Linked DNA regions of Mus musculus: region 1 is linked to region 2. A link is a loop called in an ENCODE intact Hi-C map of the cell type or tissue named here. Cell type or tissue: gastrocnemius. All regions are shown on one strand. Links, peaks and the distances in the headings refer to the core of each region. The heading gives the core; the rest is flanking DNA. Region 1 overlaps Kalrn (kalirin, RhoGEF kinase). Region 2 overlaps Kalrn (kalirin, RhoGEF kinase).

Region 1 (2,807 bases), core at 185-2,684, 120 kb before region 2:
CAAACACCTTCCTTAGATCCTCTGAAGCCCCAGAGAAACATGGAGGCAGGATTGCCGATCCCCATCTCCTGAATGAGATGGGGAAGTGAAGTGTAAGATCCCACAGTGACAGCGGGCTGACTGGCTATGGGAGTCTCTGATTTGGCTCAGGACTCTGTCCATCACAGTGTGGGGTGCACTGGGAGATGTCATTGATGCCAAAGGCCCACCTGCTCTGCTGGGCTGCCTCTGACGGATCTCTTTCCAGTCCTCTGTAAACTTTCCGGCAGGAACTTAGACCCCGAGTGAGGTTCCATACCAATGCTTTTGCTAGCTGTGCCTGTGGCTCACATCTACAGAAGATAATTTTCCTCTATTTGAAGCAAACCTAAGTATGGGGGCAGGAGACGGCCGCCACGCTGCTCTCCTACTGTGGTCTCCTCAGGAATGTTTTTGTCTATGGATCTGTATGGGTCCCAAGCCCACAAGGGCAAGGGTTAAGTTGTCTTCTTATTGTCTCCAAATTTAGTACCAACTGTGGCATGTGGTGTTCTGTATCTGTCAAATCACTGACAGCTTTTAGTGGTGGGATTCTAAGTCCGAGGAGGAAAAGATAATGCATACCCCCCCCCACCCCGGGTAACTGGAGTGCTTTTCATTTTCTATAAACTGGACATATGACTTCCTTAGGAATCCCACTGGTCAGTCCAAGCCTGAGATTCAGTCGATGGTGATCTTCTTCCTCTATGCTCATTCAGAGGCTGGCACCTTGGGGGCCTCTGGTCATGAGCTGCCATGCATAACACTTTATCCGCGTCGCATTTGCTCACTAGTCCTGTGCACCGTCGGCAGGTGGCAACCCTTCTGGGGTTTATGTACCATCAGAGTCATCAATCGTGGTGTCAAACACAGTATCTGTTGTAGGACAGGCCAAAGTGGTTGGATCAGATTAACTCGGGCCACTCTATCACTGGTCTAGAATTTGGGTCTCCTGGCTGTCTTGTCTGGTGACCACTGCGGGTAAGTACAGGGACCGGAGGTACTAATCCCAAGTCTCCGATATTTCTGAGTGTCCCCCAAACAGGTGGGCAGTGAGCATGGTGTCAGATGTGAAGCCACAGAGAACTAGGATGTCAGAGAGATGTGGTCATGGAGGAAACGTGGGGTTAGTCACACAGAATGCACGTAGTCTGACTCTGAGAGATGCAGGGATGGATGGAGGGATGGAGGGAGGGGAAGAGAAAGGGGAGGGGGAGGGGGAGAGGGAGAGATAGATTATGCTGGGGTGGGGTGGGGGAGTAGGAGAGAGGCAAGGATGAACAACTGGGGAGCCTGGTTTTATTTGAACAGCAGAGGGCAGCAGGTAGCAAGGTTTCCTGAAGCCACAAGACAAGAATCGCCACTGCACCTTAGTTCCTGCCTTCTGGATTTTTCTTCAAAATGGGACAACAGCGAGTTCAGGGGAAATGTTACAGGTAAAATCCACCAGTGTTGAATAACAAACTGAGTTTGAAGAGAGCTTGAGTATCCCCCTCAGTTAATGCCTAAGAGTCTGACTTAGAGAAAGAAGGTGAAATTCTGTCTGGAAAACAGTTGTCAGCTGGGGATGACCTGACCTTGTTTTTTTCTGAGTCCCTCATCATCCAATCACAAAACACAGTTCCACACGGCACACAAAGGATGCTAATGGTGTAAAGATGGCAGAAACAAGCTCAAACCGAACGCCCTCAACCGTCTCAGAGCTACAAATCTGAGTGCAGGGAAGGAAAGGGATGCTAGATAACATTTAGTTAGAAAACGAGCAGAGAGTAAAAAGAGATTTTCCAGGTTGAGGATCTAGCACAGTGGTAGAACACTTGCCTGGCATGTGTGGTTCAATCCCCAGCATAAAATAAAACTCCCTAAACACTACTTCTGCATGTGGTCCTGGGGCTGGGTGTGATTTCTTATTTGAAGGTTTAGCTATTCATTATTTCAATCTGACTAGATCAGTTTTCCAGTTATTTATTTATTCATTTATGTATTTAGAGATAGGGTTTCTCTGTATAGCCCTGGTCATCCCAGAACTCACTCTTGTAGACCAGACTGTCCTCAAACTCACAGAGATCCACCTGCTTCTGTCTCCTGAGTGCTGGGATTAAAGGCATTCACCTTGGCCTAGCTTCAAATAATTAAAAAAAAAATTAAGTGTGTGTGTGTGTGTGTGTGTGTGTGTGTGTGTGTGATATACATGTGAATGCATGTGTCCAAGAAGGCCAGGGGCATTAGATTCCCTGGAGCTGGAAGCTGTGAGCTGCCTAACATGGCCTCAAACTTCAGTACCCAACTCTCCAGCTCCCTCCAAACCTTTCCTTTTTTAAAATTATCTTTGTAGTTGGAGAACCTGGTCTGTCTATGTGCTGCCGATTCCTTGATTTTCCTGAGATTTGCTTTGTGAATCACTGAGGAATGTACACTGAACTTTGTAGGTAAACTTTGATAGTATTTGGATGTTTGTGTATACAGGGAAGTGGGAATGGTGGCTTTGTCTCTTCTAGTGCTGCACTCTTAGGGAAACTCCCAGGTCAGTGGAACTTGCAAACTTGTAAGTGTGCAATATAAGGAAATGGGTCAGACCTTCCGACTAGGGTGAGGCGCCTCAGGACACACATGACTAAGAGCTCAACATGGATGCGAGCCCAGGAAACCAATCGAGACTTTTCCAACTCGTGTCAAATAGACTTACTCTCGTGGCTGCAACAGCTGAGCTCCTGAGTCACTGGGACAGGGTGTGCCTAAAGACCTGCGATTACCGGAGCAGTCAGGGGATTATAAAAGCTGTTGAAGAA
Region 2 (2,807 bases), core at 282-2,781:
AGTTCCTTTTTCCTGGGAACTGAAGAAGAAATCAATTCTGACCTCCACATTCCCAGTTTGAGGCTGTCCTCTCCTATTCCACAAAGCCCGGGGAACGCATTCAGGGTAATTTCTACTGTGGCGTGCCTACTGAATAAAATCAACAGCTGGCAGAAGAAAGCGCCAGGTTGCTAGTAGGTGGCCAGGCTGGGAGGCAAGCAGAATCAGCTCACTGGGTCTCTGTTGCTTCCAAACGTGGTCTTTTATTCCGGGTATGAGGGTGCCTATAGCATCCTGTGTCCTGACGGTGGGGGGCAGAGCGCTACAGTGCTCATGTCTATATTCACACCCCCAACCCCACCCCGTCTCACTGTTGCTCAGGCAGCCCAGAACTTGTGGCAAGCTTCCTGTCTCAACCTCCTAGGAGCTGGGAGTATAGGTGTAAGCTACCATGCTTGGCCTGACACCCTATTTTCTAGCTCAGCTGGAATGGGAGTGGCTTCACACACTGCTGCTTTGCAGGCCCAGCCGGCCTATGCTTGGAAAGAGAGGCCAACCTGCAACTAAAGAGCCAATGCAGACTGGTGGTCACTTTTGGAAGCCATTCTGGTTGGTTCAGTTAGCTAGAAAGTCCTGCAACTGCTTGCCTCCCTCCTTTCTTCTCCCTTTCCCACCCTGGTCCTCAGCTCTCATTGGGTCCTATCTCTACAGCTTCCCCTAGTCTGTCCCATGGGAGTTTCACCCTGAATGCCTCTCACTAGCCTCTGATTCTCCATCCTTGGTTTGATGCTAACCACCTGCACACGTAGTGAGCCCATCTTCTCGGAGGGTGTGCACATATCATTCAGTCACAGGCTGGAAAGGGGGTGCGGGCTCCTCAGGGAAAAGAACCCATACCTGGGATCTATGAAAGCTATCTTTCTCTCCTTTACTGGCTGCACTCTAAGGTCTGGGTTTGTGGAAGTTTGTAGGCACTTACTTTGCTGGACAACAAAGGTTCGGGGTAAGTCCCAGGACTGGGGAGTGTTGAGTGTGCTTTGTGTGTGCAAGCTCTGGAGAGAGAGAGAGAGAGAGAGAGAGAGAGCCATTTTTCCTCACCTAACTCAAAACAGAGGCGCACTCTAATCCTGATTTTAGTCTTCCTTTACACTAAGGATGTCAGAGGGCATTGGTGGACATTGGTGGGCATTGGTTTCTTCAAAGGAACTTGTAATTACAAATTCTATACAGCTTCTCCATAGTGTCCCCAAGGTCCTCAAAGGAAAGAGGGGAGGAAGAAGATAGTGGCTCAACTAAGGGTGGGGTGTAGCTGTGTGTGTGTGTAGGAGGAATCAAGGTTTTTTTTTTTCCTCACTAAACTTGTTTTAATGGTCTCAAAATTCTGTGACAGATTTTTGGTTGTTTCCATTAAAAAGTACTGATTTTGAAAACTAATAACTTAAAACTGCCCCCCACCCCACACACACACAAATGGTCCACAAAACATTCTTTCCTTCTGAAGGTTTTAAAATGCATTGTTATCATTAACCAGTCTTTTACTATTAAACTTAAATGGCCAATTGAGACAAACAGTTCTGAGTCCGTTCTTCCACCACTGATTAAGACTGGGTGGCAGGTGTTAGGGGTAATATTCATTTAGCCTTTAGTTTGCATTTCATATGGAAATCTCCCTGAGGCTGAAGAGCTGGGCACTACGAGAATGGTAGTCCACCACCTCCACCTAGTGGTCAGAAGCAGAAATTCATGGTCCCAGCCTTCCATGTATCAGGCAGCCTGCCCTGGGTCTCATGCACAGATGGAATCCCCATGCTAATATCTGACCATTTACACAACTCAGATCTAGACTAAGATTTGGTTCTCTGTCATTTTCTGGGCCTCAGTGTCTTCAACGGAAGATGCATGAGTTTGAGGCCACAGTGGTTTTGGAAGACAGTGTTCTCAGACTCCACTGTGAACCAGCCACCTGAAGAACTAGCTGGTGTAGAGTCACTCACGGAGCAGGTAGATGGGGCCTGAGCGGCCCTGCTGCTAACAGGCACACAGGAGCTGCTATGGTGGAGAGCTTTTTTGGAGAGCCACTACAGTTAGTCTCCCTGGCACCAGTAAATAAGAGGCACACGGAAAACAGACCAGGCCTGGATAACGGCGATCAGTGGCTATTCTTGATTGTCAAATTGACTACATTTGGAATTAACTAAAACCTCCAAATGGAGGGCGCCCCTGTGAGAGATTATATGCCTGATCTGAAGTAGGAAGACTCACTTCTAATCTGGATCTTGGAGGTGGAAAGACACACCTTTAATCCAGATCTTTTGAGATGGGAAAACCCATCTCTAATCAGGTTCACATCTGCCAGAAGTCTACATAAGCCACGGAGGAAGGAAGCTTCACTCTTAGCCTGCTTTTTCTAGCCTTGCTAGAAGGTTCATTCCTTCACCGGCCTTAGAGCCAACTTCTTCAGGACCCCAGCGCACACTGAAGACCAGCTGAGACGTCCAGCCTTGTGGACTGAAGAACTACTGAATTCTTGGACTTTCTGTTCATGGCCAGCCATTGTTGGGTTAGCTGGACCACACCCTGTAACTTATTCTAATAAATCCCCTTTATATATGTAGGATTTATTATGTATAAATGTATATCATATATATTCATTCTATAAGTTCTGTTACTCTAGAGGACCTGGACTAATACACTGAGTGCATCGAAGGAAAAAAGAGGCAGGGTGACCTCTGACCCTGAGCAGAGGGGCTAGTCAAGCCCTACTCGGCTGTGACCAGTTGCTGGGGTTGCTCAGTCCTCCTGTCAGGGTGAAAACTCAAATCTAGATG

The links. Hi-C counts contacts between places; a loop is a spot of excess contacts. Peaks named below come from ENCODE experiments on the same cell type or tissue, not always from the same donor. Only the 100,000 strongest peaks of a DNase experiment are listed, where the experiment ranks them.
Region 1: a loop joins it to region 2, with 9 times the contacts of the local background. A loop is called at or near these places in 40 of 42 quality-filtered maps.

What each region holds. Positions count from the first base shown.
Region 1 is chr16:33,998,246-34,001,052 of GRCm38, forward strand. The region is part of intron 51 of Kalrn (kalirin, RhoGEF kinase); the gene reads right to left. Among named protein-coding and RNA genes, the nearest start is that of Umps, 33 kb to the left of the region's middle. In gastrocnemius, for the core only: a CTCF peak has its summit at 1,342 (motif pointing right); a DNase peak (open chromatin) is centred at 1,325; H3K27ac peaks cover 455 bases.
Region 2 is chr16:34,113,161-34,115,967 of GRCm38, forward strand. The region is part of intron 34 of Kalrn (kalirin, RhoGEF kinase); the gene reads right to left. Among named protein-coding and RNA genes, the nearest start is that of Gm41448, 5.5 kb to the right of the region's middle. In gastrocnemius, for the core only: a CTCF peak has its summit at 1,714 (motif pointing left); a DNase peak (open chromatin) is centred at 1,705.